Regions from separate parts of the Homo sapiens genome. Here all the other regions are linked to region 1. A link is a loop called in an ENCODE intact Hi-C map of the cell type or tissue named here. Cell type or tissue: mammary epithelial cell. All regions are shown on one strand.

Region 1 (4,000 bases):
CCCAGCACCCGGGACCCAGCGGGACTTTGCCAAGGGGATGGACCTGGCTGGGCCACGCGGCTGTTTGTGTAGGGAAAAGAAAGAGAGATCACACTGTTACTGTGTCTATGTAGAAAAGGAAGACATAAACTCCATTTTGAGCTGTACTAAGAAAAATTATTTTGCCTTGACCTGCTGTTAACCTGTAACTGTAGCCCCAACCCTGTGCTCAAAGAAACATGTGCTGTATGGAATCAAGGTTTAAGGGATCAAGGGCTGTACAGGATGTGCCTTGTTAACAATGTGTTTACAGGCAGTATGCTTGGTAAAAGTCATCGCCATTCTCCATTCTCCATTAATCAGGGGCACGATGCACTGCGGAAAGCCACAGGGACCTCTGCCCGAGAAAGCCTGGGTATTGTCCAAGGCTTCCCCCCACTGAGACAGCCTGAGATACGGCCTCGTGGGAAGGGAAAGACCTGACCGTCCCCCAGCCCGACACCCGTAAAGGGTCTGTGCTGAGGAGGATTAGTAAAAGGGGAAGGCCTCTTGCAGTTGAGATAAGAGGAAGGCCTCCGTCTCCTGCATGTCCTTGGGAATGGAATGTCTTGGTGTAAAACCCGATAGTACATTCCTTCTATTCTGAGAGAAGAAAACCACCCTGTGGCTGGAGGTGAGATATGCTAGCGGCAATGCTGCTCTGTTACTCTTTGCTACACTGAGATGTTTGGGTGGAGAGAAGCATAAATCTGGCCTATGTGCACATCTGGGCACAGAACCTCCCCTTGAACTTGTGACACAGATTCCTTTGTTCACATGTTTTCCTGCTGACCTTCTCCCCACTATCGCCCTGTTCTCCCACCGCATTCCCCTTGCTGAGATAGTGAAAATAGTAATCTGTAGATACCAAGGGAACTCAGAGACCATGGCCGGTGCACATCCTCCGTACGCTGAGCGCTGGTCCCCTGGGCCCATTGTTCTTTCTCTATACTTTGTCTCTGTGTCTTATTTCTTTCCTCAGTCTCTCATCCCTCCTGACGAGAAATACCCACAGGTGTGGAGGGGCTGGCCCCCTTCATCTGATGCCCAATGTGGGTGCCTTTCTCTAGGGTGAAGGTACTCTACAGTGTGGTCATTGAGGACAAGTTGACGAGAGAGTCCCAAGTACGTCCACGGTCAGCCTTGCGGTAAGCTTGTGTGCTTAGAGGAACCCAGGGTAACGATGGGGCAAACTGAAAGTAAATATGCCTCTTATCTCAGCTTTATTAAAATTCTTTTAAGAAGAGGGGGAGTTAGAGCTTCTACAGAAAATCTAATTACGCTATTTCAAACAATAGAACAATTCTGCCCATGGTTTCCAGAACAGGGAACTTTAGATCTAAAAGATTGGGAAAAAATTGGCAAAGAATTAAAACAAGCAAATAGGGAAGGTAAAATCATCCCACTTACAGTATGGAATGATTGGGCCATTATTAAAGCAACTTTAGAACCATTTCAAACAGGAGAAGATATTGTTTCAGTTTCTGATGCCCCTAAAAGCTGTGTAACAGATTGTGAAGAAGAGGCAGGGACAGAATCCCAGCAAGGAACGGAAAGTTCACATTGTAAATATGTAGCAGAGTCTGTAATGGCTCAGTCAACGCAAAATGTTGACTACAGTCAATTACAGGAGATAATATACCCTGAATCATCAAAATTGGGGGAAGGAGGTCCAGAATCATTGGGGCCATCAGAGCCTAAACCACGATCGCCATCAACTCCTCCTCCCGTGGTTCAGATGCCTGTAACATTACAACCTCAAACGCAGGTTAGACAAGCACAAACCCCAAGAGAAAATCAAGTAGAAAGGGACAGAGTCTCTATCCCGGCAATGCCAACTCAGATACAGTATCCACAATATCAGCCGGTAGAAAATAAGACCCAACCGCTGGTAGTTTATCAATACCGGCTGCCAACCGAGCTTCAGTATCGGCCTCCTTCAGAGGTTCAATACAGACCTCAAGCGGTGTGTCCTGTGCCAAATAGCACGGCACCATACCAGCAACCCACAGCGATGGCGTCTAATTCACCAGCAACACAGGACGCGGCGCTGTATCCTCAGCCGCCCACTGTGAGACTTAATCCTACAGCATCACGTAGTGGACAGGGTGGTGCACTGCATGCAGTCATTGATGAAGCCAGAAAACAGGGCGATCTTGAGGCATGGCGGTTCCTGGTAATTTTACAACTGGTACAGGCCGGGGAAGAGACTCAAGTAGGAGCGCCTGCCCGAGCTGAGACTAGATGTGAACCTTTCACCATGAAAATGTTAAAAGATATAAAGGAAGGAGTTAAACAATATGGATCCAACTCCCCTTATATAAGAACATTATTAGATTCCATTGCTCATGGAAATAGACTTACTCCTTATGACTGGGAAATTTTGGCCAAATCTTCCCTTTCATCCTCTCAGTATCTACAGTTTAAAACCTGGTGGATTGATGGAGTACAAGAACAGGTACGAAAAAATCAGGCTACTAAGCCCACTGTTAATATAGACGCAGACCAATTGTTAGGAACAGGTCCAAATTGGAGCACCATTAACCAACAATCAGTGATGCAGAATGAGGCTATTGAACAAGTAAGGGCTATTTGCCTCAGGGCCTGGGGAAAAATTCAGGACCCAGGAACAGCTTTCCCTATTAATTCAATTAGACAAGGCTCTAAAGAGCCATATCCTGACTTTGTGGCAAGATTACAAGATGCTGCTCAAAAGTCTATTACAGATGACAATGCCCGAAAAGTTATTGTAGAATTAATGGCCTATGAAAATGCAAATCCAGAATGTCAGTCGGCCATAAAGCCATTAAAAGGAAAAGTTCCAGCAGGAGTTGATGTAATTACAGAATATGTGAAGGCTTGTGATGGGATTGGAGGAGCTATGCATAAGGCAATGCTAATGGCTCAAGCAATGAGGGGGCTCACTCTAGGAGGACAAGTTAGAACATTTGGGAAAAAATGTTATAATTGTGGTCAAATCGGTCATCTGAAAAGGAGTTGCCCAGGCTTAAATAAACAGAATATAATAAATCAAGCTATTAACAGCAAAAAATAAAAAGCCATCTGGCCTGTGTCCAAAATGTGGAAAAGCAAAACATTGGGCCAATCAATGTCATTCTAAATTTGATAAAGATGGGCAACCATTGTCTGGAAACAGGAAGAGGGGCCAGCCTCAGGCCCCCCAACAAACTGGGGCATTCCCAGTTAAACTGTTTGTTCCTCAGGGTTTTCAAGGACAACAACCCCTACAGAAAATACCACCACTTCAGGGAGTCAGCCAATTACAACAATCCAACAGCTGTCCCGCGCCACAGCAGGCAGCACCGCAGTAGATTTATGTTCCACCCAAATGGTCTTTTTACTCCCTGGAAAGCCCCCACAAAAGATTCCTAGAGGGGTATATGGCCCGCTGCCAGAAGGGAGGGTAGGCCTTTGAGGGAGATCAAGTCTAAATTTGAAGGGAGTCCAAATTCATACTGGGGTAATTTATTCAGATTATAAAGGGGGAATTCAGTTAGTGATCAGCTCCACTGTTCCCCGGAGTGCCAATCCAGGTGATAGAATTGCTCAATTACTGCTTTTGCCTTATGTTAAAATTGGGGAAAACAAAAAGGAAAGAACAGGAGGGTTTGGAAGTACCAACCCTGCAGGAAAAGCTGCTTATTGGGCTAATCAGGTCTCAGAGGATAGACCCGTGTGTACAGTCACTATTCAGGGAAAGAGTTTGAAGGATTAGTGGATACCCAGGCTGATGTTTCTGTCATCGGCATAGGTACTGCCTCAGAAGTGTATCAAAGTGCCATGATTTTACATTGTCCAGGATCTGATAATCAAGAAAGTACGGTTCAGCCTGTGATCACTTCATTCCAATCAATTTATGGGGCCGAGACTTGTTACAACAATGGCATGCAGAGATTACTATCCCAGCCTCCCTATACAGCCCCAGGAATAAAAAAATCATGACTAAAATGGGATAGCTCCC
Region 2 (4,000 bases), 420 kb after region 1:
GTCACATGGCCGAAAGCCAGTCCTTACCTTCCTATAGTTCCTTTCCCAGTGTCACCTCAGCCTTTGGCCCTCAGCGTCCCCTTCCCATGCCTGGACTGCGGAAGAGCCCTGAACACACCCCATCTTCATGCCTCCAGCGCTAGCCCGAGCCCTTCCCTCTGCCAAGAGCACTAAGTGCAACTCAAGATCACTTCTAGGGACCCTTCCCTGCCCCTGCTGCCAGGTGACCTGAGGATCCTGCTGGTCCCGCTTGACAATGATGCACAGCATGGTTAGTTCAGCTGAGGTCGCTCTCCCAGACTTACTGCCACCTACACAGCACTAGGACTGACTGTTTAACTTTATTCTTTATTTCGTGTACTTTATTGGAGTGTCTGTTGAAAGCAAAACCATCCAATAAGGAACAATCCCAAGGCAGCCAGCATGGATCAAGAAGGCACAGGCTGTGGCCGCCATCCCCAGTGCCTGATGGGGAGAGGGGGTGGTAATGGAAAAGGCCCAGGAAAGCAGGCCAGAGTGTCCCTCAAAATATGAGAAATCACTGGAAGAGAGAGCCAGAATGGGACCTAAGACAGAAGCCACCACCAGGCACCCTTAAGGCAGGACAGTTGCAATGGTTACTTGGAATACTTCCGGCTAGGAGTGGTGTTGCGGGAAGTCAGGGACCCCAAACAGAGGGACCGGCTGAAGCCATGACAGAAAAACGTGGATTGTGAAGATTTTATGGACATTTATTAGTTCCCCAAATTAATACTTTTATAATTTCTTATACCTGTCTTTACTGCAATCTCTAAACATAAATTGTAAAGATTTCATGGACACTTATCACTTCCCCAATCAATACCGTTGTGATTTCCTATGCCTGTCTTTACTTTAATCTCTTAATCCTGTCAACCAAGGAGGATGTATATGGCCTCAGGACCCTGTAATAATTGCATTAACTGCACACATTGTACAGGATGTGTGTTTGAGCAATATGAAATGTGGGCACCTTGAAAAAAGAACAGGATAACAGCAATTGTTCAGGGAATAAGAGAGATAACCTTAAACTCTGACTGCTGGTGAGCCAGGCGGAACAGAGCCACATTTCTCTTCTTTCAAAAGCAAATAGGAGAAATATCGCTGAATTCTTTTTCTCAGCATGGAACGTCCCTGAGAAAGAGAATACGCACCAGGAGGTATCAGCTTATAAACAGCACCCCTGGGCGTGGCCTGTCTCTTATGGTCGAGACTGCAGAGATGAAATATACTCCAGTCTCCCATAGCACTCCCAGGCTTATTAGGAAGAGGAAATTCCCACCTAATAAATTTTGGTGAGACCGGTTGGTCTCAAAACCCTGTCTCCTGATAAGATGTTATCAATGACAATGGTGCCCGAAACTTCATTAGCAATTTTAATTTTGCCTCGGTCCTGTGGTCCTGTGATCTTGCCCTGCCTCCACTTGCCTTGTGATATTCTATTACCCTCTTAAGTACTTGATGTCTGTCACTCACACCTGTTCGCACACTCCCTCCCCTTTTGAAAATCCCTAATAAAAACTTGCTGGTTTTTGTGGCTTGTGGGGCATCACGGATCCTACCAACGTGTGACGTCTCCCCCGGATGCCCAGCTTTACAATTTCTCTCTTTTGTACTCTCTCCCTTTATTTCTCAAGCCGGCTGACGGTTAGGAAAAATAGGAAAGAACCTACGTGATTATTGGGGCAGGTCCCCCGATAGAGTGGCACATGATGGGCACAGGGCAGGCTTGGGAAATGGGGGGCCGTAAGGCCACAAGACATGTGGGCAGGTAGCCCAGAGTGTGTCTGGAACATCCTGTTTATTGGTCGGCAGTGACATCTACTGTCACATTTGAGAACTGCATCCACAGCCACATGACCTCCTGTGAAGACCTCAGGGCAAACTGGGGAAACCTGCCCTTCTTGGAAGGTGATACTAGGGGGGATGAGCAACACCTTTCTTGGAGGTTTGAATTCTTCAGGGCCCCTCCAGCATCTTGGTCTTCCTAATTCCTCCCTTGATCCCCCAGCCCTAGGGGTGGTAGCTTCTTGCAGTGTTTACCTCCGTGTTAATCTGGATTCTCTCTGTCTTCGGAGTTCTCTAATGCCTGGTTACCAATTCTTTATATCAAGTTCTCTCCGTTAAAATCATTGTGGTGGGGTCCATCCCATGGATATACATGGAGGTCTGTGTGACAATGTATAATCTTACTATTTGCAGTTATTACAAAACTGTCCTAGAAGACATGAATGCTTGTTAAAAGAAATCTTTTAAGTTTCCTAGACTTCAAAGACCGTTGCTATGCCCTGTGAAACATCGCCTATATCCTTTAACAGTTTGCAATTCGAATTGGTTACTTACTTAACATTTTGTTGCCCTGGTGATACAATTATGTTGACTCGTTATTGTGAGGTTACTTTGTTATTAACCATGATGAGGATTACTAGCACATACTTTTACTCCATATGTATAACACAACAATGTAGTAAAACCAATAACTCTTGGTTCTCTATTCAAAGTGTTTGGAATCTTTATTCTGTTTAAAACACTGATGACATTTGCCAATTTTTGAGTGTTCTTCATGTTACTGATTTGTAGGAGCTCTTTATATATTGCAGATTTAGTCTCTTACTGGTTATGTATGCTGCACCTGAGGAGTAGCAGCACTGCCAAGGACACTGAGTGTCTTGTCTGTGCAGAGCTTCACATGAAGCTGGAGAGAAGGGACTGGGGCAAGAGGGAAAGATAAAAAGGGGCAAGTAAGTAACAGAATGAATCCTTGTTGCTAATCTCCTGGCCCCCATCCCAGACCCTTCAGGGGATCCTGGCGATTCGAAGCAGCATAGCCTGATAGGCCTCTGGTGAGGGTGTTGGGAGGGTTTTCTTGGCCGCCTGTTCCAGGATGCTCAAGATGATGCTGTGGGCCTCCTGGCATAGCTCAGCACCCAGGAAAGCCTCCACTCGTCCACGCCATGCTGCCAGTCGTGGCCGTCCCTCAAACAGTTCATAGCCGAGAGCCACCGGCTGTAGGGACAAGGATGAAAAAGTTGTGGGCATACAACTTTCCCAGTTGTCACTGCCGACCCGAATGCTGGAACCATGGGCAGAAGTATCAGAGACATGGTCCATTCCCCAGCCCCTAAGTGAATGGACCACAGGGGCCCAGGCAGTATGTTCAGCCTTAGAGCCCAAGAGCAGCCAGGGTGAGACCCCACACCCAGGCAGGAGGCAGAAGTTCAGGGTTCTGGCCCCAGATCATCCAGAGACTTGCTCTATGATTCTGGGCAAAGTTCTGGCTTTCTCCAGGCCTCAGTGTTTCTGTCTGCCTCATGGGTGTGACACGAAGAGGGACACTGCCCACAGGCTGAGCTCACACCTGCATCAGCTCCTCCAGGGCCATGAGATCAGCCAGTGTCACCTGCTGGCCAGCGAGGAAGGGCCTGTCCCCCAGGAACTTGTCCTCCAGCCATTGCAGGGCCTGGTCCATGGCAGTCCTGTTGCGTTCCACCTTCTCCTCGGGCACCTGGACCCCAATGAGTGGCCCCAACACCTGATGGGGGCAGAGAGTGGGTCAGTCTATGGCCCCGGCCTACTGCCAACTACTCCCTGATGGCCAATCACTCTCCAGATGGCTCTCCTCACCTGGACCCACAGGGGTATACCAAAGGTGCCACGGATGCAGTCGGCATGCCAGCCCAGGTACTCATGAACACGGGCACGAGCCTGCAGGTCAGATGGATACCAGTGGTCCGGCGTCTGGTACTTACAGCTCAGGTAAATCAGGATGGCCGAGCTGGGAACAAATGGGCAGTGGCTATAAGGACACTGGCACCAGGCATTTACCCCTAACTGCTCCCATCTGCCAGTGGGGCCCGGGGGCTTCTCTGCATTTGAAGGACTGCCCTCCAGCCTCGCCCTCCATCTCCAGCTCCCCAACACCACCCCCTCCTCCTACGAGTCTCCTCCTGTCTTTGTTGCCTTGGGCACCGACTCTTGGCTG
Region 3 (4,000 bases), 150 kb before region 1:
GCTGCACAGCGAGGAGGGGTGCTGTCAGGGGACAGAGGACCTGCTCCCTGGGAACGGGAGAACTGAGGCCCAAAGAGTGGCCTCCCACTTGATCTAGGCAAACTCAGGGTCAAGGGCAACAGGCTGAGGTCACCAGGAGCTCAAAGGCTGGCTCTGAAGGTGAGACCTTCTTCTGAGGAAGCAAGTGGCCTCAAGCAGCACCCTCTGGCAGCCGGCCCAGAGGACTGGAGTGGGGTGGGCCGGGAGGAACATCGTTCGGGACGGGGTGGGTGCCTACACCCACAACTGTGCTCCTGCCTTCTCTCCCTCCCTGGCCTGGTTCCCGACTTCCCAGGGTCCCCTCCTGCCCCCACGAGGCCCTGCCGCCCAAGGGCCTGCCTGGATGCTCCAGTGGGGCTTGAAACCCCCACAGTCAGGCAGCAGACCGTGACTTCTCAGCTGTGTGTCCTGGACAGAAGCAAAGGAGGCCCCAGAACCTCTCATCGCAACTCCAACCAACATGGGAATCCAGGGCTGCAGGGGGCAGCCTGCCTGGGGACAGGGCTGGGCTCAGACCCCAAAGCCCAGGGTCTGCAGCCATCCCAGTCCCATTCCACAGAGCCTGAGGCACCAACCTCAACCTACTCCCAGCCCCACTCCCACCCCATGCCCCAGATCCCCCATCCCACCAGAATACACCCAGCCCACAGCCTGGCTCCAAGGAACAGGCTTGTCGGGCCTGAGGGCCTCCAAAAGGGCTCTGTCTCCAGGCCCGGAGGAGAGCAGAGGCCCCAGCCCAGGTCAGAAAGGGGCAGAGTGGACGCAGGGCCCCAGAAGGCCAGCGCTGAGATCCCTCCCCTGCCCTGTCCCCAGTAAACCTCTGGTGTGTCCCCTTGAGGCCCCCATGAGAAGAATGAGGCAAGCAGGGTGGAAATGGTGTGGTCACTCCAGAGCAGTGGCCGTATCCAGCCTCCCGGCCAGCCCTCCTCCCCAGACCAAGGCCCAGGTGGCATCTCCCAGGGCAGAGCCAGGACCAGCCTCCCACCCTCCCCTGCTGTGGGGGCCGAGGCAGCAGTTGGAGGTGGGGGCTCCACCTCCCCAGCCTCCGTCATTCCCTCTCAGATGACTCTTCATGTGGTTTGGTTTGCCTCTTGGAGTCCCTGCAGGGTGCCCCTGCTGACCCTAAGCTGGCCTCCTGCTCGCTGGGAACCCGGCCATCCCTCTGGTTCCTGGTTCTTCCTCCAAATGAGGTCTCTCTTAGCTGAGAGCAGCGCCTACACCCGGGCCACCCTCCATCCACGGCCTCACTGACCCAGGCCACAGCGGCTGCCACACCCTGGTCAGGGGCAGTCATGACCTTGGACAGGAGCTGGGACCCCTCCCCCAGCCCCAGCTGCCCACTGACAAGTGGGACAACCTGGGGCCAGGCCGGGGCTGCCCGAAGGCTACTATGCTTGGGAAGACCCCAAGACAGGAGCCCTGCCCCTTGGGAGGGGTGGCAAACTGCCCCGGGACAGTGCCGGGGTGTCTGGGATGATTCGTCTCCATGTGAAATGTGGGACAGACACCCTAGACTCAGCAAGGGAACTTCTGGCTACCTGGTCAGCCCCTGCCCTAGGCCTCCATGAGAACTTCGGATCCAAGTGGGGAGGTGGCTCCCCCAGCACTGCCCCTGACCTCCCAGAGCTTCCCCTGCTGGATGCTCCAGCTGCAGCTCCCAAACCACTTGGCCTGCTCTGGGCACTGCGTCTGCAGGGGCGTAGTGCCATCTGGTGGTGAAACTGGGAACTGCACCACAGCTCCAGCCCGTACCTGCCGCACACAAGTCCCGGAGACCAAGGGGTGGCCATGGAGGGATTCCAGGGGGCCTGCCGCTCCTCACCTGCTCCCCACCCACCCCCCATCTCTCTCTCAACCCAGGAGCCTGATACTGGGACACACAGACAGGCCCTGGGAGCTCACAGCCCAGCACCGTGTTTCCTGCTCCAATAGGCAGCCTAGTCCCAGCAGGTGCTGGGCAGGCACAGGGCAGCTAAGGGGACGGGTAAGGAGTCCTGGCTCTTGGCCCCAGCAAGGACCTGGGAGATGACCTTGGCACCGACCATCAGGCACTCGCCACACTGTCTCCCCAGGCTCCACTGTCTCCCCAGGCTCCGACTAGAAGGGACAGGTGGGCAGGAAGTGCCAAGAAGGTGGACTGGCCAAGCCGGTGGGCTCCTCACAGGGAGGAGCCTGGGCCTGGGCAGGGGTGGGCACGTTCAGTTCAGCCCCGGCAACCCTGGAGCCAGGGGCCTGGCAGCCCCAGCATGGCCACCTCCTGGGGCCTTGGAGCCCTGGACACCCTGGCTGACAGTCATTTACTGGGGCCACATTGTCCATGAGAGGTGACATTCTTATCTCTCTCTGATTCCTAAATAAAAAATGTGAAAAGCCGTGTCCAGAGCCTCACCCAGGAGGGAGACAAATGGCCTGCTATGGCCCGCACCCTGGGAGCGGCTTAGCCATGCTGGGGACGGGGCAGACAAAAGGTGAGCCCTTACCTCTCTGAGCCTCACCTCTGACATGGGAAGGCCCCAGGGACAGGGAGGTCATGGGCTCAGCATCCCCAGCACTCTGCCCTTCCCCCACACCCTGTTCCCAGGACCCAGCCCTCATCTGTTCTCTGTCCCCTCGGGGGTGCCCCACAGGGTGGGAAGGCAGGGGAGGCTGCCCGGCACTCGGGGCATGTGTCCACTCGCCACCCTGGCCCTGGACAGGGTGGGGCACTCTGCAGGCCACCGCATCCCTCACACAGCCCCCCGCAGACCCGTCCTCCTGGCTGTGAGTCTAGGGGAACCTGGGAGGCCCAAGACCACCCTTGGAGCCCCATGGGCCCTGACCGAAGGCCACCACGCACCTCTTCCCCTCCTGAGGCAAAGGAGCACTCACACCTCAGGCCACAGCCCAGGCCCTGGGAGGACATGAAGGGTAGTGCCCATGCCAGGGCCCATGGCCATTTCGGCCAGGTTTCCTGGGACCCCCAACCCTCCCCATAGGGCAGCTCTGAGGGCTGGAGAGGGAGTAGACCCTGACAGGCAGCCTGGGTGGGTGTGGGCCAAGAGCCCAGGTTAGGAGGGGGCACAGAGATAGGGTCCTCTGAGGGCTGTGGCTAGCCCAGTGACACCGAGTTCCATCCACTCAGGGCCTGTTCCCTGGCTTTTGAGATAAGCTTGGGAACAGCCAAGCACAGGCAAGGTGGCTCACACCTGTAATCCTAACATTTTGAGAGGCTGAGGTGGGCAGATCACTTGAGCCAGGAGTTTAAGACCAGCCTGGGCAACATAGCGAGACCCAGTCTCCACAAAAATAAAATAATAAAGAATTAGCTGGGCATGGTGGCGCATACCTGTGGTCCCCAATACACAGGAGGCTGAGGTGGGAGGATCCCTCAAGCCCAGTTGGAGGCTTCAATGAGCTGTGATCGAACCACTGCACTCCAGCCTGGGCAACAGAGTGAGATCCTGTTTTAAAAAATAAAAATAGAAAATAAATAAAACGAGCTTAGGGCATGGAACATCAAGGCGGCAGTGCAGACAGCAGAACAGCCCCATCTGGCCCCTGCCCTGCGCTGCAGCCCGGCTCCAGCAGGAAGGACTCGGGTCTCCATGCTGGGCGCCCCAGCCTCTCCTCCTCTTTGCCCTCCCAACCCATTCCTGGGCAGCAGAGGAGGGGCAAGGGCACAGGGCAGACCCTCTGAACCAGGCTCCTCGAGGCCATCTGGACACTGTGGCAACATGGGCAGGAAGCGGCTTCCGTTGCAAATGATGTCCAGGGAGGCGCCGGCCTGGCAACGGGGCCACGGCCCCCCCAGCACACTGCTCTGGCCACACTTTTCGCCCTCGAGGCCGGGAGTTCCGGCTTCCAGCCAGTGCCCCCGCCGCAGCCGCGCCCTGTCCTGCACGACATCCCGGAGCCTGGACCTGAGGCGAACCCCCACGCCCACCCCAATCCAGGACACCGCTTGGCAGGGCGCTTGGCCTTT

The links. A loop is a pair of places that touch in the nucleus more often than their neighbours do. Peaks named below come from ENCODE experiments on the same cell type or tissue, not always from the same donor. Only the 100,000 strongest peaks of a DNase experiment are listed, where the experiment ranks them.
Region 2: it touches region 1 in a loop (25-fold over the local background); 11 of 110 quality-filtered maps call a loop at or near these places.
Region 3: it touches region 1 in a loop (5-fold over the local background); 32 of 110 quality-filtered maps call a loop at or near these places.

What each region holds. Positions count from the first base shown.
Region 1 is chr22:23,537,673-23,541,672 of GRCh38, forward strand. It overlaps LOC124900476 (endogenous retrovirus group K member 5 Gag polyprotein-like), which reads left to right. Exons shown (of 2, transcript XM_047441690.1): 2 at 1,089-4,000. The coding sequence starts at 1,202. The coding sequence ends at 3,073. PCAT14 (prostate cancer associated transcript 14) reads left to right here and starts at 430. Exons shown (of 4, transcript NR_109832.1): 1 at 430-652; 2 at 1,089-1,166. RefSeq lists a silencer at 450-744 and enhancers at 628-1,242, 1,930-2,224, 1,950-2,244. In mammary epithelial cell, a CTCF peak has its summit at 2,101; a DNase peak (open chromatin) is centred at 2,108; H3K4me3 peaks cover 197 bases.
Region 2 is chr22:23,954,909-23,958,908 of GRCh38, forward strand. It overlaps GSTT2B (glutathione S-transferase theta 2B), which reads right to left. Exons shown (of 5, transcript NM_001080843.4): 3 at 3,643-3,793; 4 at 3,377-3,550; 5 at 2,506-3,024. The coding sequence ends at 2,815. Among named protein-coding and RNA genes, the nearest start is that of GSTT2B, 4.3 kb to the right of the region's middle. RefSeq lists enhancers at 368-975, 976-1,583, 1,584-2,191. In mammary epithelial cell, a CTCF peak has its summit at 1,839 (motif pointing left); a DNase peak (open chromatin) is centred at 1,813.
Region 3 is chr22:23,384,332-23,388,331 of GRCh38, forward strand. No RefSeq gene overlaps it. Among named protein-coding and RNA genes, the nearest start is that of LINC01659, 47 kb to the right of the region's middle. RefSeq lists an enhancer at 1,720-2,702. In mammary epithelial cell, a CTCF peak has its summit at 1,750 (motif pointing left); no DNase peak of the experiment used is centred here.